Regions from separate parts of the Homo sapiens genome. Here all the other regions are linked to region 1. The links are chromatin loops, found by intact Hi-C in ENCODE. Cell type or tissue: heart left ventricle. All regions are shown on one strand. Links, peaks and the distances in the headings refer to the core of each region. The heading gives the core; the rest is flanking DNA.

Region 1 (8,354 bases), core at 247-8,246:
AATACATCCCCAATTCTCATTTCCATCCTTATTTCCCATTCTGTGCCTGTGGAAAGCAAAGGGTCAACCAAACTAGATTATATGCTATTTTGGGCAAATACTTCTACAGTTTCCTTTCAATTTGTCTTTGCTCATATCTATTTCCTCTACTTGTCAATTCATTAATTTCCCCAGTAAGCATGTATGTTGAATTATCCCAATTAATTTAGGCATGGAGGAAAAACAAAGATGGAAGATAATTGCCTGCCCTCAAGAAGCTCAAAATCTAATGCAGGAGTGAAAGACATGAACACCCTTAAAATGATGTGAGGGTACAAAGAGAGAAAGAGAAATAGAGTCCAAACAGGGGAAAGATACTTAAGTGCCTCTAGGAAGGTTGGGGTGTGGGTTGGAGGAGCTAAGTGCTGAGTGTCTTAAGGGAGTTCGCCCACAGAAGCGGAGAGGAAAAGTCAATTCAGGCAGGGGGCACACTGTCAAGCAAGGCATAGAGAGGAAAAACAGCACAGTTTATGCAAACTATAAGTGGTCTGTTTTATTGGTGCATAACAATTGCTATGAGAAGGCCAAGTGTGGGGGCTCACTTCTGCAATCCCAGCACTTTGGGAGGCCAAATCAGGAGGATCACTGCGGTCTAGAAGTTTGAAACCACCTTGGGCAACAGAGTGATATCTGTTCTCTGCAACAAATAAAAATTAAAAAAAAAAAAAAGAATAGATTGCTGTGACAAAGTCTAGAAAAACTGTCCTGTCCTTCACAAAAGAACTCACAATTTCCTCTAGACAGAACTCCTTTATAACTGCACTTTCTATCATTCACTTTGGGCTATATTTATCTGGCTTCATCCATAAAATGTTAAGGTCACTTTTCTTCAAATCCTCTGCAATTTGTAGTGTAGTACTTTTAATTATATTAAGCATTGAATACTTTCTAAATGAAATTGAGAACCATGCAAAATCAGGCAAAAGTTCCAGCAAATATACACACACTATAAATATATGTGAATTTAAAAATGTAATACTCAGGTTAATAGAAGAAAGCAAAACATCTTAAGTGAACCCATCACAGGATTTTCCAGTTTGTCTCTACTGTAGAGCTAGATCACTGAGGAGATGTATGAACCACACTAATATCCTTTGACAGTACCTGCATTTGAGTGTCATTCTGAGCAAATTGAGTAATTTTACTCAATGAGGTCATGATCTTCACTAGCTTTTGTGGTTTTTTTTCTTTCTTTTTTTCTTTTTTTTTTTTTAGGGGAAAGGGTGGTACATAAGGACTTCTTAGTAACTTTATTGAAGTGAAAATCATGACCCTTATACTGCAATTTTATGGAAGCATTAAAAAATTATCTTGTCACTAATTTGCATTATTGTAAGAACTACCTCAGATTTTTGTGAGTAATATGAAAGAAAAAGTCTAGTTTCATAAACAGCTACTAAGTTCTAGAATGTGTTTTGAAACCCAGGAGTTTGGAAGAATATATTATTAGTTTAATGTTTTATTAAAATATTTAACATTTAAGTTCAAAACTAAAAAACAATATTTGAAAAATTAAATTGAATTGCGTTTAGCATTTTATGAAAAACTATACATGATAGCCCTCCAAACTTCTTTCCTTAAAGCATCTTGTGACCTACATCTCCCTCATCTTTTCTACCCGCTGTCTACCTTCTGCCTCCACTGATTTTTTTTCCTTTCCTTTCCTCTCCCATCACTTAGGTAAAGCACATCTCTGTGTCCAGCCTAGCTCATATTTTCCTTAGTCCAGTGCAGACAAGTCTATGGTCATTTGCAAAATCACATTCAGTATCACTTTGCTTATTCCCTTAACCTTCACTTTTGTTGTTGTTGCTTACATTATTTTGAGAAGAAAAAGCAGAAAAAAGTAGAATTCCCCTCTGAATTATCTTGAAAGGAAGGCATACACACACACACTCCTGAAGAAGAGTTATGTTGATTTTTCTTCTGATTTTCTTAAAAAGCACAAGTTTGAGTATACTGTGTATTAGAATTTCACATATTAGTCAAAATGTTATGCATTATAATGTCTGTGCATTTAAAAAGTAAAATAGAAAGAGAAATGATATTGCTAATAGAGTGGGAAAAATTAGTCAAATTTATTATTTTCTGAAATAACTGTTTCCCTGACTAGCCAATCAACTTCCTTTAAACACTCAATATTTAATTCTCATGTTATATCAAGAAGTTTCAAAAGATATTATAGAGATGGATGTCAGCTACAGCCAGAAACATTTCTTTTGATTAAAAGTTTTGAAGATAAATGCATACAGAATATGATGACTGTTAAAGTGCTTTTTAATCATACCACATAATTAAAGATAGTTTTATTAAAACAACAAAAACTGAACATCGCAAACAATGCCATGAATCTCTGTGGAAAAGAAAGTCAAGTTTTATTTTCCTTTGCTTAAAATAATTGGAGAAAAGCAACTTTTACCTATACTTAAAAAAAAAGGGAGAAATAGTGCAATGACGAACTCTCCTGTGTATCTTATTATTATGGAAGTCCCATAATGTATATTCTATTATGTAAGTGTCTTTTATTCCCAGAGTATATGTAATTTTGAACAATTTAGAAACTCTGTACCTCTATCCAGTGCTCTTTTGAACAGTTTTCCAATTATTTGATTCCAAAGTTAATTATATTTATTTGCATGTTGAATGATTTTTTTATAATGTGTATTTCAAATGAATCTATAAGGGAATTGGAAAGGTACAGTTATTATCTATTAATAAACTCTTGCTGACCACACTTTTTCCTCCTCTTTTTAAAGAGCAGGGGTTGTTTTATTTTAGATATTACAGATGAATGGCTTTAAGTCTGTCATCAAAATACATTGTTTTTATATTCAGTGGGCACTGTATTATATATTTTATTCACTATTTGAATTTACACAAGGAACTGTAAATTCAACGCTAGGATTTAATGTTAAAGGTTGATGAGCTCTGAACTTTTTTAACAAACAAGAACAGAGCAGTTTTGCCCGAATTGCACAGAGCATCTGCTGTGTGTCCAGAGGACTTTTGGTCGTCATTCCCCAAATGGGCAATAACTGCGATTATGAGCGCTTCACAGTTTTTTTTTTTTTTTTTAATTCATCTGTACTCAATCCAACAGTGACCCACAGATATTTCCCTACACTTATTTCTTTGTGGTAAAATCCAATGAACAACTTTTCGTAATATCATTTTCAAAGCCATCTTGTAAAATATAACTAAAGAGGTTTCAGTGTTCTCTGTTACATCAGAATAAAGTTCTTCTGTTTTATTTCGAAGACTCCTTTTTTAAAAAATTCACAGAAAGGTCAAATCCATTCCAAATAGAAATCTCATTGCTTAGAAATATTTCTTAGGATCTCGAATCACTCTTTTTTTGTCTTTTAAATTCTGTCATCTGCCTAGATTTAACTGAAATAATTTTTATTTCTCAGTGTGTTAGCTAAAGGCATCCATTCAAAGGTAAGAACATCATAAAAGGTGAATGGAATTAATTTCAAAGTATATATTTGGCATTTTTAAAGAGCTGCATTTCAGCATCTGGAGAGCTGCAATTTAGGCTATCAAATCTACAACAGAGAAGCTGGGGGAAATGTGAACACCCTTATGAGGAGGGTCAGTCCTCAGCAAGTGCATTTTCGGTTCCAACCTTCAAAGGTAACATTTTCAGCTTGATGGGCTCCTGGTGGAATATATAATTTGCCTCTTTCATTCTTAGCTTCGTTGAAATATAGAAGACTGGATGTCTACCAGGCCAAAGTATAAACTCACCATTTATCTATTAAAGTCATATTTAATGAAAACGAAGAGAAATTATGACCCAATTCACTCTCTTTCTCATTACAATTCCTAAAGAACTTTGCCGGGCACATTATCTCGTAGACATCATGATCAAATGTTATTGTTTGCTTTATTATCTCAGTTGGATGGTTGGCTAGTCTAGAATGAAATAGGTTGAAGGCAATACTCTCAGCCTAGAAGTCTGAATGAGGTTCCCATTCAAATGATCCTGATTGTTTGCGGGTGGGGCGGGGTGATTAGTAAACCAACTGAGCTTACACTGCATAGTAAGCGTCTGGATGCCGCACATTTACATCTAACAAGAGACCCCAGAAAACGTGTGTGTGTTTCTTAAACCTTATGTTCCGAACAAAAGGCTATCTCAGCAACAGACAATCAGCACTGCATTGCTCCCTGGGATGCGAGCAACACACTCAACTGCACATTTCATTCTTCCTCGGCTCCCAGCACCACAAAGCCCCTACTCTCTTCCCACTCCTGGGTCCCCAGATTACTCCATAGAGGGGGGTTGGGAAGGCAGAAGCCTAACGTCTATGCCTGCGCACCAGCCGCCGACACCAGGGCCCCCCGGGCGCTGCTTTCTCCAGCCCGAGCCGCCTGGGGGAGGTAGGGAGGGGAGCCAGGGAGCGCGAGAGGGGACCGCACACCTAGACACTTAGGATTTTATTTATTCACAGGGAGGCGGGGGAGGGGAACTGGGCGAACGCGAATTTTCTCCCCGAAGTTGCCTCTTCTAAGCAGATCAAGTCGTTTTCTGGCTGGTGCTGGGGGCCCCGGGGAGGGTGCCGGTGAGGTCCAGGCTCTCGAGACCAGATCCCGTCCCGTGCGCAGAGGGGGTGGGGAAGGGCGGACGGGCCGCAGCTGTCGAGAGGGCCGGGAACCGGCAGGGAAGAGCCCGCGGGCCGGGGAGCAGCGCGGCTCTGTCCCGGGCCCTCCAACGCAGGCCGGGGAGCGCAGGGGCCGGCTGGTCACGCGTGGGAAAGAAAGCCCCCTTCCCCCTACGGCGCTGCTCCCCTTTCCCCAGGCTGGGCCGCCAGAGAGTGCGTGCAGGGAGAGCTGCGAGTCCCCGCGCGCGTAATCATGACCTCGGGGCCCCCTCCGGGCCGCGTGAGCGCATCGGCGAGGCTGGGCGGCCGCCGCGGCCCCGGCCGTGTAACATGACCCGAGCGGCCGGCCGGCCGGCGCGGCGCGGCCATTGAGCCCTCCCTGCCCATGAATCTCTGGCGCGTCTCTAGCTCGCTCGCCGGCTCGCCTCCCGCCTCCCTTTCTCCCCCTCCAGCTCCGCGGGCTCCGTGCGCCTCTCCCTCTCCCTCCTGGTCCTCCCGCTGCCCGTCTCTCTCCACTGCCCGCCTCTCGCCACTGCCTCCCGTCTTCTCTCCCTCACGGCAGCCTCCGTCTCTTTCTCCCTCTCTCCTTTGAAAACTGATCTTTGGCTCTTAGTGTGAAAGTGATTTGAATTTGGCTCTGCGGCGCTCTGCGCCTGCGCCCAGCCTCTGGCATGCTGGCTCCTTCCAAGCAGCTGTTTTGGGTTTGAAATTCCAACATGGCAGAGGCTGCAGTCCGTCTTCCCTTCAAAAACTTGGAATGATTTCAAATCATAGGCACCTTCACTTAACCCTAGCTTCCATTCATCAGCAAACACATCGGATCGATGCTACGCTAACCTATCGGGTTCTCTCTCCGCGCGTTCAGGTAAGAGGAGCTTCGTAGTTTTCTACCATCTGTTTAAATTTGTTTTTGTTTTATTTTTAAAGAATATAAATACATCCAAGACCTGTAATTAAAAGAGATCTTCAGTTGTGCCGTAAACATTAAATTCAATTTCCACTCGTTTCTATTCTGTACGCCAACCTGCTGTCTAATTTCTCTGTTCAAAGTAGCCCTGAAACATTATAATGCATATTTTTGCTGCTTAATCATTGTAACAATAGTATGGGATTAAGAGTTCGCGATTGCAAGAATCTCGCTTTTCGCTATATTGGGCTTACTTATTACTATCTTTTTACTTCAAAAATAAAAAAATAAGAAAGCGGAGCCATAGGGTGGGGCTAGACTTTCTTCGGGAACTAACTTCTAAGTAAATAAGAAGTGTAAATAAGAATCTTGCACACACACAAAAAGTTGAGGTTAAATTACAATCTCGTGGCTGGGGGAACGAGAAAATGTCAGAAGATCGGTTGCAGAAAAATGTAAGCACATCATCTAGGAGGGGGTACAGCGTGGTGGGCGTATTGTTGGCAAGGAACGGGAGAGAAAGATGTATAATTTAATGGTATATACAATCCACTGATCCTATTACCGTCCTCCCCGGAGCTCTTGTTAGTTTCAATGGGAGTGAGTGAAATTGACATGGACTTGCATTCCTGGTCATGTGCTTTTTTTCCTTTCTTTCTTCTCCTGTGATCTGAGATCCCCTTTTTGTTGATGTTGCTTTCCCCCTTAATTATATGCATGTAGGTTAAATGAATACCTGACGAAAGGGCCCACGTTTCAAGGCAGTGACATTTGATAGCTGAGAGGAAAAGTGGCTTTAATGAAAAGCAACCTTTGGAATTCCTGCTTGTGAGAAATCCAATTCAGCTTTTTGTGCTGCCAGCAAGAAATGATCAGTAGCACCAGTGTTTATGGTATGTCAGTTTTGGAATTTACTTCCTTTGCATCTAAATAGGAAAGACAAATGAAATAGCATGATAAAACCATTGAAGACTGCCTGGCAAGCAGTTGCTCATGATATAGAATTCCTTTTTTTAAAAAATATATGTTTAATGTCACCATGCTTTTTTTTCTTTTGCTATCACTTGTTTGTATATTGCAGTTTTGATTAATATATTACTTGAATCCACTTTTATCGGTTTTAGCTGTCATCCAGAAGTTGCACGTTACTAGTAATGCACTATATATATATAACTGCTGAAGTCAAATAGTATGTAAATTAGTTAAACTCAGTGTGGGTTTTTTTTTTTTTTTTTTTTGAAGGAGGGAGGCTGGGCAAAGGGGAGAGGGCAGGAGTGTTGGGAAAGATTACTAACTAATGAAAGTGTATCTATATATATGTACACACACAGGAACAGGACTGGATGAAAATTTTATTTTTCTCAATCTATTAATGCAGTTTGACTATCTGCTCTTGATGTTTGCACTTTGTGGAGTAATCAGTTCTTCTGAGTGTGGTTTTTTTTTGGGGGGGGCGGGTAAGTGAAGAGGTGTCTTTTACATGAAAATAAAAATTATATTTTGATTGTCCAAAGTCCTTGATGTCTTTTAAAGAGTAGGGATAGGTTTTTCTTCCCCCTTTCCATTCACTCGTCTGCCTGTCAGCGCTTTTTACTTTTAACTTGTGACAGAATTAAATAATCAGGCACTGAAATTGACTTCGTTTGAAATCGCTCTTTCCTTTCTTTACAAAAAAAAAAAGTCAGTTAAATGGAGTGAGAGGGGATTTTCAATAGCTCTTGTGGCAGTGCCCTGTGTACACTTTGTAATATTCAATTAAGACAGAGGGAACAACAACAACAAAAAGATGTTAAAGTATTTTGCATAACCAAAGGATATGTCCACTTTAGACTGTTTTTTTTTTTTTTTTTTTTGGTTGTTGCTATGTTTACCCCATGACCGTTAATTCCTCCTGAAAAGAGAGAAAGAAGGAAAGAGAGAATATGAAAAAAGAAATAACAGTGGGGCAAAGCTGCCAGGGGTCTGTAGTGTGGCCGTGGTCACTGCTCTCTCCTAACACAAATGTGAATACGAAGAGAGGAACTACAAGACCCGTTGCGCGACATACACGTCTGGTTGGACTCTGGTGACTATTGAGCTAAATACACACCACACTTACACGATAGGAAAGATTTGATTGAATTTTGCATTTGGAACTTGTTGACTTTGAAGCGATCAATAAGAAGACTGTTTATTTTAGATGCACATAATTTGCCCTGAGAAATGTTTTAAGGAGGAGAGAGCACAGCTTTTTTTCCCCCGGAGCTGTTGGAGCGAATGGGATTGCCAGATGGGCGATTTCCCTCTGTGATGTTAAAGCTGTAATATATATTCAGAGCAGATTGGGCTGCTGCCTGTGATGAGGAGGATATTACATTTATAAATTTTAAATCGGAGCTCGGACAATGTGCTGAGAGCAGAAATTGGATGGTTTGACTGTTCACCGTATTGATACTTAAATGTGATTTCTAGGTAGTACTAATAATAATCATTGCAATAATTCATGAAAAACATACTGGCATAGGCAATTATATAATTCATGACATTTAACAGCAGATTTGAGTGTGTAAATTGCCCCCCTCTTAAGTCTCTGCTTACTATTAAATAATAGTCACATAATTCATTTCCCTATGTTTAAATGTCCGATGTGCAAATGATGTTAACTTAGGAGCCTTGTTATCATATATTAGAATTCTAGGGGTGAAAGTTTACATACATATATATAAAGTAGACACTTGTGTATATGTATAAAGTGGCGTTACTGGCTCTTGTTTTCTAATTCTTTACTCTGATTATTTTTAGATTTTGTTTGTCTCAAATGT
Region 2 (8,354 bases), core at 239-8,238, 110 kb after region 1:
TCTCCCACAAATCAGCTCTAGTCTGTTCATTGCCTGTTTTCTTTCCTAATCATACTTGACTTCTCTGATGTATGTGCTACAATTAAACACTCTGTCTGAAAATCCTCACTTGTCTTTTCCAACAGCGTGTTCTCTACTTTATTTTTTCTCTTTGTACTCTGTAAATGCCTTTCCAATCCTCATTTCCTACTCCTTAAAATTTGTATAACCGAAGAGTTTTATTCTTATCTCATTCTACACACTTTCTCTCTACTCTGTCTTCCATTACCATAGTTTCAGTGGATTCCCATATGCTTAAGACTCCCAAACCTCCTTGTAAAGCTTGGACTTCTCTTCATCTTTCCAGCAGCCAACCCATTGCTTGTACAAGCTAAAACTCTTCCAGTAGTTCTCCAAGGAGAGACAAATTGTAGCAATTTGGGGGCACATGTTCCAGGTTGCAACTTTAGCTCTGGGCTGGCCTTAAGAAAGTTCCTTAGATTCAGGGAAGCTGCTTCATCATATATAAAGGGTAATAAAAATCCCTCCCTGGGCTTTTTGAGGATTAAATGCAGTATCCACCACAATCTCTTTGTTAGCCAATGGACAGATATGTCACAATTTTTTTTTAAATTTTTCCAGTGATTTCCTTTAAATGCCCCCTTTCCTTTCCTTCATTCCTCCAAATATAATTGGTTAGCCCATCCTTTTGACTCTACCTCTGAAATCTTTTGTGGAGTTTTTTCCTTCCTCTTGCTTAAGTTTAGACCCTGCTTATTTGTCCCCTCGAATTTGTCCTGTATATCTTTATTATTGATACATTGCTTAAGAACAAATCAGAGCAGCACTTTATGTTGGCAGTAGGATAAAGTCCAAACAGTCAAGTCCCTTTGCAATCTGAATTCAAGCTTCGTATGTACCTCTATCTGGTCCCCCCATGCATAGACATATACTTCTGTCCTATCTTCTAACGATATCAAACCACTCTGCTTCCAGAACCTGTCATGCATACTTGGCTTCATCGTGCTTTTGACCAACTTTTGTCAAGGGCAGGAAACCTCCTCTCTCTCTATTCTAAATGAGGAAGTTCTATTCAATGTCCAAGATCTACCTCAACTATTAGCTCCTCTGTATAGCCACCTCTCTCTATTAGATTTGGAACTGAGTGGGTTTTTTGTGCTAAATTTCCCCTGAAGATAGATTGCAAAGTCCATCAGAGCCAGAATGTATATTCCCTAGCACTATGGGCAAGATTCTCACATAATAGTAGGCATTTGGATTTATTAGAGCGTGATCACCATTTGTCATTTTTTAAACTGTGTAGCCAACTGATCCTATTTGTTTTTTCTAGTGATGGTAAAAGCTATCAAGATTCAGAGAGTCGAGGGCAGTGTTTTTGTATTCTAATTTTGAGACTTACAATATATTTTCTCTGTAACCTATATTCTCATAATTGATAAACTACTTGACAGCAGGGAAGAGAAGAAGGGAACTCACTGGCCCACATGCTAAAGCCAAAGGTGAGCAATGGGGGATAGTAAGCCTTCAACAGTGGAAGGTCTAGGAAAAGAAGTTGAATGCTCAGGTTTCACTTTGGCTTGTCTGTTTGCTTGTTTGTTTGTTTCATGGAAATATGTGGAAGGGTGTTTGCTTAATCTTTTTTAGTTCAGGAATATGGCAAGTGATGAAACTGGTAACGGGTAAGAATGGTAAGGCTGATACTTGGTATTGTAGGTCCTTCACAGTGTGAAGGATTAATAAGCTCTAATTCATTTTGAGAAGAAACTTGAGTATATTACTTCTCTGTATCTTTTGGCGGATGTCTGCATGATAGGGCCAAAAGCTCAAGCATAAAAACCCACTTCGTCCAAAAGTCTTACTTGATTAACATGCTCCCCATTACCGTTACCATTTTATTATGCCCAGTTGACCCATCCCTTGATTTATATGATCATATGTGTTATGCATTGTTTGTTCTCTGCACTAGAATCTGTTTCATGCATATATCCATCCTCCCTAGCTTGTGTTTCTCAAGTTAGAAATTAAAACTGCAAATTAAGTTGCAAATTCTACCAACTCTCTATATAACCCATGGTTAAATCCTGATGAAATAGCTGTTAACTAGGTGTTACTAGAAAGGGGTTCTGATCCAGACCCCAAGATAGGGTTCTTGGATGTCACGAAAGAAAGAATTCTGGGCGAGTCCATAGAGTAAAGTGGAAGCAAGTTTATTAAGAAAGCAAAGGAATAAAAGAATGGCTACTCCAAAGGCACAGCAGGAGTATAAGCTGTTCAATTGAGTATACTTATAGTCATTTCTTGATCGTATGCTAAACAAAGGGTGTATTATTCATGAGTTTTCTGGGAAAGGGTGGGCAGTTTCTGGAACTGAGGGTTCCTCCCCTTTTTAGACTATATAGGGTAATTTCCTGACGTTGGCAAGGCATTTGTAAACTGCCATGGCACTGGTGGGAGTGTCTCTTAGCATTCTAATGTATTATAATTAGCGTAGAATGAGCAGTGAGGACGACCAGAGGTCACTTTCGTCACTATCTCGGTTTTAGTGGGTTTGGCTGGCTTCTTTACCGCAACCTGTTTTATCAGCCAGGTCTTTATGACCTGTATCTTGTGCTGACCTCCTATCTCATCTTGTGACTAAGAATGCCTAACCTCCTGGGAATGCAGCCCAGTAGGTCTCAGCCTTACTTTACCCAGCCCTTATTCAAGATGAAGTTGCTCTAGTTCAGACACCTCTGACATAGATACTTAGTTTCTAACTAAAATTCATAACTAAAACTAAATTTATCATTATGGAAAGTTATTTTTAAAACCCACCAAAATGATTTTTATATTGTTATTATTATTATTTGACATCTTGTGGTCTCTTTTGTAATAAAAGCAAACATAGAAAGCATACATTCTCTTTTATAAAACATTCATACCTGACATGATTCATAAATAAATTTGTTTAAGGTTGTAAGAAGTCATAAGGCAATGAACCCTCTTAGTTTTTTGTTTATTTGTTTTTTAATAGTCTAGCTGTGAGTAACTTAATGATGCAGGATATAGGTTTTGTAGTAGTTTTATCCGCTGTTTTTTTCTTTTGTGATTCTTAATACAAATTTATTCAAGGCTTAAACAGGAAGACATTTTGATCTGAAAGCTATACCAATTCACAAGGGAATGAGTTTGGTTTCTTCTCTACTTTGTAATTCAAAGAAGTGCATTCCAAAAAATCAGATGAAACAAGTCATTAATTTGACAGTCTTGGTTCTCATGGCCCTATTGATTCAGAAAGCTGAAAACAGTTATGGAGGCTTATTGGCTTCAATTAGGAGTCGTGAAGCTTGTGAGGTTAGAAGAAAGAAAGGTTGCATTGGAAGAGGAATCATTCAGTAACAGAATCCTTCTTAACATTTTGTCATGAATGGGTATAAATTCTTGGTCTCTTGTTATTTTTTGTACTTTTTCATTTATTGATTCTCTTTATGGATTCATTTCAGAATGACCAGAGTCTCATTTCAAAACTGATTGTGTCATCTTTTGGGTTGCTTTTAGTAAGCAAAAGATATTTATGTTACCATGTGAGAGGTTTCATTCCATTACTACAAGCTGAAGAGCTTCGGATAAGACTGATTTAGTTGTCCTCCAAAACAATAAAAATGTTCAATTTCTTCTGTGTAATCATTATATATATATGCCTCAAGATATATTCTATTAATGGAATAATCAACATACATTTATAGATAATATATTTATTTTAGCACATGCATCATCTTGCATGGAAAAACTCTTGTCCTCAGAGGTATATAACAGTGGGTTTTTTTCTCCCTTATCAATAAGAAGCCTAGCTAACTCTCATGACCACCCTTAGTGCATATAAATAATATATAACCACAATATTGTCCTTTAATGTTAAGAGCTTAGTAAATAGTGCTGCAAAAAAGGAACAATCAGGGAGGAAAATGATATTCACATTTTTAACAACAATATCTAATAAAGCAATATAATGTTATTTATATCTGCTATTATGAAAAATTGACATTTCTTTAGTTGTTTCTTTCAGAATGTCCATTTTTTTAATGTTTTAGCTTAGTGATAGAAATGCCATTTTTCCTCTTAATGATAAGAATATATTTATATCTGGGATACATTTTCATGTATAATCCAATGACTGCAAGGCTTTTTTCTGAAGTATAGGAATACTGATGAAGAAAGACTTGATAGCTAATATCAATTATCAGTCATAAAATTCTTGGTTACCATTTGTTAACAAGTCCTAAGTTGAAAAACCTCTTGACTAAGTTGGCACTAGCCTAAAATTTGCTGTACAATGAATATAATCCAGCTCTAATAGAAGATAACTGTATTTCCAAGTATATTTAAAATAGAAAAAAAGAGATTATTGCAATAAATCTAACATCAAAGCAACCAATTCATGGAGCTTAATTATGACACTACTAAATGTGAAAATCTATTCAGCGCTAGGAACACTTTTCACATTACATTCACGCTAAAGATTGGCTGTTAAGAGCTCATTACTGGTATTTTTCTAAAGAGTGGTTTATTAAACACAGTTACCTAATAAGCATCTTTGGTGGTGCAAATTGCTGAAAACAGTAATGAGTCTGATTAGACTTCATTTCAATTACGACAGCTTGTCTAGGAAAAAAAAAAATATATATATATATATATGTATGTATATATAATCTTTCCTTGATGCTTTGGAATCCAGCTACAAGACACTGCAGAGTTTAAAACAGAAAAAGCCACCTCTGTATTTCCTTTCCACAGCTCACTAATGAAGAGAGAATTGTCCAAGTCATCATCCAATTTACACACTGGAAAACTGGATGGAAAAAGTGGAGTCACAATCATGTTTGCTTAAAAACAGCAAAGGCTGCCTTGACTAATATGTCTAAATAAGGTCACCTTTTGTGTCTCTCTTTTTTTTTTTTCTTTCTCTTCTTCTTAGGAATATAAAGCTATAAATGGGTAGAGACTTAAAAATGATTCATTCCTATTTGGTTTGTGGAGGTTATTCTCTAGATTAATAGGCTCACCTTTCAATTCTGTTTTATCCATGGATCTTCTACTTAAAATTATAACAATACAGGGAGCTATTGCACCATGCATGCTAATTATCAGACTAATTTTTAAAATACATATATTGGGTGGGAAAAAATAAAAGAAACAAAGCTTTACGAATGTGCACTAATATTTCAGAAAGCATAAGGGAATGTTCATTAGATGCCAAACTTGATTTTGATATTTTTAAAAGGTGTGTTATTTAGCTGTATTTAACAGGTAACCTCATATCAAATCATGCCTGAATATTAGTACTCAAATAGAAAAAAAAAACCTGTTAATGTAAAAAGCCTTTAAGTGATTAAGCTGTCATTGCTGTCATTTGGGTACTCTAGTAACATTTTAATGCTTCTGGAAGCTATGGCCAGGGATGCAATCCAATATTTTATGCTACATTTTTGAATAGATTTTTTTAGAGCATATTATTTGAAATTGAGCTAGATAAAATAATTTCTAAAGTAAAATATGAAAACAATGGCTGGGTGTAGAAGCACTAAATAAACAGAGGGCACAATACAACATCCTCACCAGAAAAATCTTCACAAGTTAGCTAAGTGATCATATAATGGCCAGAAGATTGAAAGTAAAGTACAAACAAAATTACAGTACTCTTAGTAGGCATTCTGGTGCTTTTAAAAAGATTTGCTTAAAAGGATACTGGTTCTAGGTATGTCAGTTCAAAAATTAGGAATTTACTTTTAGACCTATGACTCACCATTAATTCTATTAATTGTCTATTCTATTTTAAAAGGAGAACAGTATTGCATAGAAAACACAAACATAATTCTATAGTAATAATAGGGGTGCATTAATTATTTGCTTTTCCTGTAAACCTAGACCTTCCCAAAAATGGGTATTCAATTAAGGAAATCAGCATTCATCATATATTTTGAGATCACCAATAAGATATGGAGTTTTATAAGTGCAGAATTTCTTTAAGGTTTTTGACTTGGTTTAAGCCACAAATAATAAATATGTAGCCAAAGAAAACCTCAAATAATACTTAGTTTTGATAAAAATATGTGCATAAGTTAGTTAAATAATTTAGAATGTTCTTTGGTTTCTTGGATTATCTATAATAAAGCTAGTAAAGCATAGATCATTTTTAGGATAAAAACAGTTTTTAAAAATCTTTCTTCTGTCACTCTTTCCCTTATATTCTCTATAGCCTTTCCACAACTGCAGTCATAAGCTTACATATGCACATATCGGTACCCAGATTTGAATTTTTGTGTAGCCTACCTATATTATTTTATGGTTTTAGACAGAGTTGGGTTTTCGTGTTGCTTAGGGAATTTGTGTGCTATGAAGAGGCACATGATTTAAAGAGGTAGCAGGGAGAATTTGACTTACTCTTTTAATATAAACAAGTAAAACTAGCACACTTAAAATGAAATTTCTTTTAAATTATCTGGTAGTTCAAAAACGTGGCTGTGCTGAGTGCGGTGGCTAATGCCTGTAATTCCAGCACTTTGGGAGGCCTAGGTGGGTGGATCACTTGAGTCCAGCAATTTGAGACCAGCCTGGGCAACATGGTGAAACCCCATCTCTACCAAAAAATACACAATAATTAGCTGGGCATGGTAGCGTGAGCCTGTAGTCCCAGCTACTCTGCAGGCTGAAGCTGGAGGATCACTTGAGCCTGGGAGGTGGAGTTTGTAGTGAGCCAAGATCGTGCCACCATGCTCCAGCCTGGGTGACAGAGTGAGACCCTGTCTCAAATAATAATAATAATAAAATAAATAAATAATAAAAATGTGGCTGAAAAATATCCCCGTCTTCTAAAATTATTAGCAAACACTGCTACTTACCCATTACTAAAGAGGCCAGTAAAATAGTCATAATCATCAATAAGAAGTATAAAATTTTACAATAGTTTAGACCATCTGGAAGTAACAACATCTTTATGCCTTTAACTCCACCAAAAACAATATTGGGAGCAACTTTATTATTATTAATTTTTTTTGAGACAGTCTTACCGTGTCGCCGAGGCTGGAGTGCAGTGACATGATCTCAACTCACTGCAGCCATCATCTCCCCAGTTCAAGCTATTCTTGTGCCTCAGCGTCCCCAGTAGCATTACAGGCATTAACCACCACACCCAGCTAATTTTTGTAAAGAGCAACTTTAATTTTAGTTGCTATATTAGAGACAAAGTAAGCCCTGTTTATTTACAACAGAAGAGAATTGAGTTGGAATTAATTGGAGAACCATGAGCAAAAGAAGAGGAATCTGTATGTTTTTCATGTGATTAATACACACAGGACTGGATCAGCCATTTATTGAATTCAGCCAAAGCCTAAACTTTTTTTTAACATAATGGCATTTTGCATCATAACAGTAGATGAAATTGTGCAGAGATGGGATCTCAAGAAACAATTTCTTTACTTGCAGTCTCTCCTCCTGTTTCCCATGGGTTAGGTTGTTGGGCACCCTCTCCAGGAAAGGAAATGCCACTTCCTTTGAAGATGCTGATATCCTCTCCTGTTTCTGCTCATTATGCAGCATTCTTTGTTTTTACAAATGAAAGAGCCAACCGCGCTAATGACTGGACCGTCGTTCACACTGCACCTTAACAATGTTCAGTCTATCTGGAAATCAGAGGATCCCAATTATACGTGGTGCTCAGGTCTATTTCACCAGGTCTATTTCACTAGAAGGGGGCAGGGTGGGGAAAATGAAGAGGTGAGGAAACTACTGCTGTTGCTAAGAGCTTCTCACTTTTAATCCTAGGCTGTGCTGGTTGTATTCTAAATCAGTTTATCTTCTTACAACGTCTTATTTGGAAAAAAACAACACGTAACCTACCAAAACTCATTTCATATGTAGCTTTTTCCACTACTTTCATATCAAAGTTATTTTCTTCAGGCTGGACTAAATTATACACAGGTCCCAGGAGTGAAGGACACTGAATTAATGCACTATGTCACCCAGCCCTGACTATAGAATTTTTTTTCGAAGTCCAAGACACTATTTTGCTATTGCATTAAAAATTAATGCACGAATTGCCAAAAAGAGAAAAATGCATAAATAACCCAAACAAATTTTGTCTGGGCTTTGCATACTTTAGAGTCACCTAAAGCAAAGTTTTTAAGGAGAATGGTTGAACAGTTTTACCCTCAACATGTGAATAACATTCTTACTCTTTTGTCTAATTATATGAGACAGTGCTCAATCTTACATAAGCAGACTTATATATCTATTTTGTCTTATGTAAACTGTCTTTTTAGAGTATGGTTCCAGAGGAACACAGAGAAGTAGATGAATGCAAATTTCATTTTAAGCAA
Region 3 (8,354 bases), core at 239-8,238, 92 kb after region 1:
TGCAAGCTAAAAGTTACTGGAGTAAAAAGAATGGGAAAATATTTTGCATTCAAAACAAAAGTGTTTACGGTATGGGAGCACTGATGATTGATTTTCATTGGTTTTCTAAATTGAGCTATTAATTTTGTCCAAATTATTCAGGTAGTTAATTTTTGATGTACCAAAAAATGTATGTATTGCCATTAGTCCTTTCACAGATTTACATTATAAAGCAGTGGCCTGATATTCCTGATTCAGAGACCTCTGAGAATCTTTCTAGAAAAACGCACTCATGCTCTAAATTTTACATACAATAACAAGGGGTTTACAGACACAGGCAAATGCTTCCATGAATCTCAGGTTAAGAACCCCATGTTTTAAAAGTCATTAAATCCCTAATGACAGGAAAAAGATATGTTCTCTTTGTATTTTATTTCCCAGGGCAGGACTTGGCTAATCGTTTAAAAAGAGACTCTTTCAACTATTTAGACAATAGTCATTGCTTTGATTCTGTTAAGAAGATTTCATTCATTCCATTCTAATCATACTGTTCTGAGGTGAGGCTGGGAGTTGGGATGGGGGCCCAAAACAGAAGAATAGCAACCCAAAATAAAATTAAAGAATTGTACTGTATTTTAATTCTCCTCTGCTTGTGATGGTTTGGGGCCTTCCTTGTGGTTTGTGGAAGGGTGGGGGTGCAGGCAGTGGGGCTGGGGTTGGATTTCAGTACTGGCTTTTTGGGGGGCAACTCTGACAAGTAGTAGCTCTTTGACCTTGCAAATCATTTAAGGTTTCACTGTCTGTGTCTTTCTTTCTGCCTGCTTGCATGTGCCTGGGTGTCTATGTCTGTATGTCTGTCTTTGTCTCTCTCAGCCACTTGTTCTTTGCCTTTTGCACTTATTAATCTATCTATTACACCTTGTCTCCTATCCTCTGTCTCTGAGGCTCTCACAGTCTTTCTTATCTCTCCGTCTCTCTACATATCTCTTTCGCTTTGCTTCTCACTTTGTCTCTCTTTACATATCTACATATATAGTTACACATACATACATATACATCTAACATAAAAATATTTCAACCTCGCAGAGAGCTGACAGCGATCAAAAAAGATGATTCAAATGTTTTTGATGTATTTTATAACTTTCACATTGTACATTTGTATGAATAGTTTTCCCTCTTGTTTTATAAAGTTTGTTACTGAAAAATAATCAGGTTATGGAAGAAAAACACAGAACTGGGAGTCAGAAGCCTAAAGTTCTAGTCTGGCTTGTTCACTAACTAGCTGTGTGATCTGAGGCCAGGTGGTAGACCTGCTGGAGTCTCTGTGTCTGCAGAATGACAGTCAAGGGTGAGCTCTGAAGGCCTTTTCAAGCTCTGTTTTTCTTTCTGTCCATATCTCTAATCTAGTGGACTGATGAGAAGTGATATTTTCCCCTGCTTTTGTCATTTTATGATAAAGTTCTTTGGTGCTTTGATGCCATTAGATTATATATGCTTAATTAATGCAGAGAGGAACCCTCCCTGCAGCTACAATGAATCTCAAGGGACTGTTACCTGAAAGAAGGGGACAGCTCACATGACTTATTTTTCAGAACCATCAAAATAACAGCTTTAAAAAGCATTTGCCAATTACATTCCACTGGGGCATACTTTTCTGACGTTTGTATGTACCTTGTTTTAATTTTGGAAGGAGGCCTTCTCTAACTAATCTCTTTGGTATATTGAATTCACCCAAAACAGAGAGAGCCTTTGTTCCAGCACTTTGGGAAATTGGCTTATGCCATTTTCTAACCTTTAGTGCTTTTATGTTGTTAACTTGGAGAGCTTTCTGTAGTCTTATTGCTAGGTTGGTGTTGTCAGGGAAGCCTGTATCTATACCAAAAGGGAACTGGGCTCCCGTAACTGTGGCAGTGTTTACTTCTTCCCATCAGTGTATCTGCTCTTTTCTGAAGTAATCACTATAATTACACTTCTTCAATGAGTTGCATTCTATTGTGTCACCAAGCCTATCTGCTAAACATCACTGTGTTTTTCTTATCTGAGTGCTCTCAAATGGAGAAAGTGAGATGTGTTGGCAAGCCACCTTCAATCAAATTAATGTGAGATCAATGTATTGTCAACAGAGATGGTGATTGTCCCTATTTATCCTGTTTCAATAGAATGGTGCATAAACTGACCAAATGTTTATAATAAAATGTTTATTTGGCTCAGAGGCACATTTATATGCCAGTTCTTAAAGAACAATGATAAAGTTTATTTTCTTAGTACTTTCATTGTATTGTTATTTCACTGAAAGAGCATATAGCTGTCTTTTTTTAAAAAAATAATAAAATCAGGTAAAATCTTGAGATTTGTCCCTGCAAAATTTTGGACATACAAGAAGTGTGACTCCAAAGCTTGAAAAGTAAAATGTTGGCATGAGTCCTTAATTTCTTTTTAACCTACTACCCCAGCATATGTTTTCAATGACATTCATAAACTCCCAAAACATTTTATAGTTTAGAGTCTCTGTTTTAGAGCTTAGTGACATGGCAGCAATTGTTTGTTACTTTAAAACACATTACAACTCTTGAGTAAATTTGTAAATTTACTTTTAGTTAACAAAAAAAAAGGGATGCAATAGAACAAAGGCATTTCTTTTATATTGTGCCACTATGTCAAGTTAATCTTATAATAGAGTTGAAGGGTTTTGAGCAGATTCATTCATTCAACTTAAATTGCTCTTGATTTGACAGTACAGTAAATTTAAATAACCAGAAAACTTTTCATTCATTTACCAAAAGGCATCATTACATATTTATTTTAATACTCATAAACAAAACTGATGAAAAATAATAATTTTCATCCTAAATTTGCAGTGGAATTTGCTGCATGACAGTGATCAATTTAAATATGCAAATATAGTCCAGGTTCTGGATTTACTAATGATTTATTCTTACAGGCAGAAGTGAAATAAAAGTTTGGAGGGTGACTCCATCTGTAGAAGGAACCTTTGTCCCCTAATTTACAAAGCATTGGAAAATGACCAGTATATACTTTCTTGTAAGTAGTTGTGGAGCATCAGGTTCATGCCATTGCCTTTTCGGTATGACTCAGACCTCATATTCCAAGCAAACAATGCTCTAATGTGAGCGAGGCTAGCTAGAGTAGGCCATACTCCTTTATGGAAGGTACTTAATTGATCATTCTTTAAGCCCTTGCCTGCAAACATAACCACTGTCAGGATCCAAAGGGCCCCTCTGCTCACCATGGCTTAGCTGGTTTCTAATACTGGAAACTAGTTTAAGCCCTGTATCACTGTGGCCTGGGCGTGAGAGTTAGGACAGGCACAGAATTTTCCCCAGAAGCCATAATACCTGTTTCTTTTCTCCCTATCTAATTTACTGGGCTGCTTTCAGTAACTCCACTTTGTTTGGCATATCTGGGCACTGTGAAAGTATTCTTATATTATTATCATTCTAATACTTAGGGTTCAAATAGAGGTTTTTCCCCCATTCTACCCAAAGGTGAGGTTTTTTTGGTTGCAATGCTAGGGCCTTTCCTGAATGGGAGCTCAACCTTGTTTCCTACCATTATTACATTCCGCTTTCATGATCTAGGCACACCTCTCTTCTTTTCCTGAACATGCCATATCCTATCATACCTGAAAAGCCTTTGCATATAGTGTTCCATCTGTCTCTAATGTCATTTTACTTCATCATTCTACAAGATTCAGATTTATTTATTCATCTGATATGTAATTTTTTTCTTTAAGTGTTTTATTGAAATATATTTCACATACCATACAATTTACTTATTTAAAGTGTACAGTTCAATAGTTTCTAGTATAGCCACAGGTATATGCAGCCATCACCATAGTCAGCTTTAGAACATTTTTCTTATCTCAGATAGAAACACTGTACCCTTTAGCTCTGATCTCCCATTGTCCCCATTCCTCCTCCCCTGCCATAGCCCTAAGAAACTACTAATCTGTTTCCTATTTCTATAGATTTGCTTTTTCTGGGCATTTCATCTAATCAAATCATATAATGTGGGTATTTTTGTCTGGCTTCTTTCACTTAGCATAATTTTTCAAAGTTCACTCAGGTTTTAACATGTGCCAGTACTTCATTCCTTTTTAAAGCTGAATAATTTTCCAGTGGATATGACTTTTTTTAATCCATTCCTAGGTTGATGAATATTTGGGTTGCTTCCATATTTTTGGCTATTGTGAATAATGCTGCTGTGAACTTTCATACACAAGTTTTTATGTGGATGTGTTTCCATTTTTCATGGGTATATCCGTAAGAGTGAAAATGCTGGGTCATAAGGTGACTCTTTTTAATCCTTTGAGTACTGGAAAACATACTGTTTACCAAAGTAGCCGCACTTCACATTTTCACCAGCAGTGTATGAGGGTTCTAATTTTGCCACATCCTCATCAACAATTGTCATTATCTGACTTTTTGATTCTAGCCCTCCTGGGAAGTATGAAATGGTATTTCATTGTGGTTTTGATTTGCATTTTCATGATGACTAAGGTTGTCCAGCATCTTTTCATGTGCTTATTGGCTATTTAGATGTCTTCCTTGGAGAAATGTCTATTCAAATTAATGCCAATTGTTTAATTGGGGTATTTGTCTTTTTAAAATTCAGCTTTAAGTAATCTTTATATATTCTAAATACAAGTCCTTAATCAGATATATGATTTGTAAATATTTTCTCTTGTGAGTTGTCTTTCCACCTTTCATTTGAAGCAAAACGTTTTTAATTTCAGTAAAGTCTAATTTATCTATTTTTCTTTTGGTGCTCATGCTTTTGGGTCATATCTAAGAATTCTTCGCCAAATCCCTGTGTTTTCTTCTAAGAGAAGCGCCTACCTTTAGGTTTAGGTCTCACGTTTAGGTTTGTGATCCATTCTGACTTTTTTTTTTTTTTTTTTTTTTTTTTGAGACAGAGTTTCGCTCTTGTTGCCCAGCCTGGAGTGCAGGGGTGTGATCTCAGCTCACTGCAACCTCTGCCTCCCGGCTTCAAGCGATTGTCCTGCCTCAGCCTGCAGGGTTGCCAGAGTTGCAGGTGCACGCCACCACACCCAGCTTCTGAGTTTCACCATATTGGCCAGGCTAGTCTCAAACTCCTGACTTCAGGTGATCCACCCGCCTCAGCCTCCCGAAGTTCTAGGATGACAGGCATGAGCCACTGTGCCCGGCAATCATTTTTTTTTTTTTTTTTGAGACTGAGTCTAGCTCTGTCGCCCAGGCTAGAGTGCAGTGGCATGATCTTGGCTCACTACCCACTCCATCTCCCAGGTTCAAGCGATTCTCTTGTCTCAGCCTCCTGAGTAGCTAGAACTACAAGTGCATGCTGCCACACCCAGCTAATTTTTGTATATTTAGTAGAGATGGGGTTTCACCATGTTGGCCAGGCTAGTCTCAAACTCCTGACCTCAAGTTATCCACCTGCCTTGGCCTCCCAAAATGCTGGGATTACAAGCATCAGCTACCACCCCTGTACATTTGTATATTGTGTAAAGTGGAGTCCAACTTCGTTCTTTTGTATGTTGCTACCTACTTGTCCTATCACCATTTGTTGAAAAGACTGTTTTTGCTCGATTGAAGTCTTCATGTTCTGGTAGAAAATCAGTTGCCCATAAACATGCATTTATTTCTAGACTCTCAGTTCTATTCCATTGATCTATAGGTCTGTCCTTATGCCAGCATCACCCTGACTTGATCACTGTTGCTTTGTAGTAAGTTTTGAAATTGAGAACTGTGACTCCTCCTGCTTTTTTTAAATAAGATTGTTTTTACTATTTTGGGCCCTGGCAATTTCGTATGAATTTTAGAATCAGTGTATCAATTTCTACAAATAAGTAATTTGGGATTCTGATAGGGATTGCACTGAATCTACACATTAATTTGAAGATTATTGCCATCTTAACAATATTGAGTCTTTCAATCCAGGAGCATGAGATATTTTTTCCATTTATTTTGATCTTTAATTTCTTTCAATAACATTTTGTAGTTTTCAGAGTATATGTTTTTTACTGAATTTTTTAAGATTTATTCTTCAGCATTTTATTATTTTTGATGCTGTTATACATGAAATTATTCTCTTAATTTTATTTTCTGATTTTATCCAACATACAATTAATGAGGACCTACCATGGACCAAGAACTGTCTTAGCTGCTGGTGATACAAACATGAATTATCTTCAGCACCTGCCCTTGAAAACTTGGAGTTTTGGTAGGATCCATAATGAAGAGTCTGCCATACATTATTAGATACTCCTTCCTCTGAGAGTCCACAGTGTTTTATAGGTTCTAGGTTATCCTAGATAAGGCACATAAAGCACTCACCCACTTTCCCATTTCTGTAATACCTTGAGTAAGTTTCTTAGCATAACTGTTTAGATATAAAGAAAACCTAAGGGTAAGCTAAGGTAACTCTTTGTAGATGAGGAAGCAGATCATCAGAGTGCTAAGTGAACACACTAGTTATTAGCAGAGTGGAGACTTCCTTACTTCTATATCTAACATTGTTGTCACTGTCCCACAGGGTTTACAGGTATTTCTGAAAGCTTTTGGGAAGCAGTCATTACTTTCGTTGAATCACTAGGGTGCTAGTGGTTAGCATCAGCCTAGGCTTACAGTGTGTGAAACTACACTGTAACAGCTGGAGAGTAAATGTACTTTCAGAAAATAAACTCTCAATGGGTATTTTACATGCTGGGAAGTCATGACTCAGCCATTCCCAAGTGACCTAAGTTTGAAGCCAGAATGTCCTATAGTATTGGAAAAGGAATATTTCACATAAAATGACAACCAAATGAGTCTATCAGGTTAGGCTGGTGTATGATCATGCTATAAGAGATTAATAAGACAGTTTGACAGTATTCTTTATTAGTGAAATACATCCTAATGCATAAACATGAATTCTGTCAGAAATCTTTGGAGCTTGAGTGGTCTAAAGAGCGTAGATTCTATAAATGCAAGACTTCAGACTTCTTTACTAGATTTTCAGTAAATAAAATTTTAAGCTCATCCCTATTTGTTACCAACACAGGTCATATTATAATTCTAAGAAGAATATTTGGTACCCACTGAATCTGATTGTTTTGAGGATACTGCCCATGGTATTTGCTGCCATTGGGCATTTGCTGCCATGGCATTTGCCATGGCATTTGCTGCCATTGCAATCTCATTTTCTTCTTCCGCATCGGATTTCTAACTCATTTGCCTCTGAAGGAGTATCTTTAACATTATAATTATATTCCAGTATGTGAATTTTTAATTTTCTGAAAAGGTGTAAGGCAGTCAAAGTGGTATAATGGAACGTTTCCTAGATTGGTAGAGGAGGCCTAAGCCTGGCTCTGCCATTCCTGATCTGTAAGAACTCTGGGTTTCAGCCCCCTTAACTGTAAGATGAAGGGGCTAAACTAATGGCGTACAAATTCCTTTCAAGCTATGTGATTCAGTGATATGAAATTGGAGCTTTTGCTGTTTAATTTTCCACTGGTGTCTGAGATTCTCCTTTAGGATTCCCTGACTCTGAAATAAGTCAAATACAAAAATCATGATGATTAAGTTACTCTGGACACTCTCTTTTCTTTATATAAGTTTAAACTGCACAATTCTAGCTTTTTAAAATGAAATTTGAGGGAAATCCACAGCAAGAAAGCTCTTCATTAACATGCATTGCATAAGCAGCTATGGCGGCCTACTCTTCTCCATTATTAACATATACCATAGTTTGTGAACTTCATTGGTGAATGCCCCAAGTATCGGGAAGCCCTCTGGGTAAAGCCCAGCGTAGCACGTTTAATGTTAAGAGTTGGTGTCATCCTAATCAGCTGCCTCTGACAGAGTAAACATGGTTCTGTCTGTGCTGTCCCTCCCTGGCTAGCTGTGGGTTTCCAGCCCACTGAGCACTTGATGCCAAGCAGTCTGTTAAGGGACAAGGAAGAGACTCTTTGGGGCTCTCTGGTATTTATCACTATTTAGGAGACTTGAGGTTCAAAGGGCCAGGATTCATAGGTACCAGTGTTATTCTAAATATTTGATCAAGTACCTGTTGAGGGATTTTCTTTTGGCCTTTTGTCTTTAGTATAAGAGGACTCTCCCATTCTGCCCAGGTATATTTAGTAACTCTGTTTTTTGTGTAGCTAAATATAGTTCAAAGACCCAGCATTAGGATCAACACAGTTGGAATTTTTTTTCAAGTCAATAGGTCTTGATTTATTAACGAACTCTAAGACCAAAGGGTGATATTCTTCATATAAGGAACTCTGCTTCTAGACAAATGAATCAAATCGCTTTTTAAGTACAGACTCTTAAAATAGTAAATTATATTTAAAATCAATTGTTAAAAATGATTGTTTCCTGAGCTGAAATGTA

What was found. A loop is a pair of places that touch in the nucleus more often than their neighbours do. Peaks named below come from ENCODE experiments on the same cell type or tissue, not always from the same donor. Only the 100,000 strongest peaks of a DNase experiment are listed, where the experiment ranks them.
Region 2: a loop joins it to region 1, with 2.0 times the contacts of the local background. A loop is called at or near these places in 7 of 110 quality-filtered maps.
Region 3: it touches region 1 in a loop (2.2-fold over the local background); 8 of 110 quality-filtered maps call a loop at or near these places.

What each region holds. Positions count from the first base shown.
Region 1 is chr2:163,732,995-163,741,348 of GRCh38, reverse strand. It overlaps FIGN (fidgetin, microtubule severing factor), which reads left to right and starts at 5,341. Exons shown (of 3, transcript NM_018086.4): 1 at 5,341-5,511; 2 at 6,277-6,446. The coding sequence starts at 6,422. LOC107985957 (a long non-coding RNA gene) reads left to right here and starts at 7,408. Exons shown (of 2, transcript XR_001739759.2): 1 at 7,408-8,354. RefSeq lists enhancers at 3,702-4,217, 4,218-4,734. In heart left ventricle, for the core only: a CTCF peak has its summit at 4,401 (motif pointing right); DNase peaks (open chromatin) are centred at 4,418 and 5,008; H3K4me3 peaks cover 4,346 bases; H3K27ac peaks cover 4,034 bases.
Region 2 is chr2:163,621,012-163,629,365 of GRCh38, reverse strand. All of the region lies in intron 2 of FIGN (fidgetin, microtubule severing factor), which reads left to right. Among named protein-coding and RNA genes, the nearest start is that of FIGN, 110 kb to the left of the region's middle. RefSeq lists an enhancer at 7,341-7,842. In heart left ventricle, for the core only: no CTCF peak of the experiment used is centred there; no DNase peak of the experiment used is centred there.
Region 3 is chr2:163,640,487-163,648,840 of GRCh38, reverse strand. The region is part of intron 2 of FIGN (fidgetin, microtubule severing factor); the gene reads left to right. Among named protein-coding and RNA genes, the nearest start is that of FIGN, 91 kb to the left of the region's middle. In heart left ventricle, for the core only: no CTCF peak of the experiment used is centred there; no DNase peak of the experiment used is centred there; H3K27ac peaks cover 586 bases.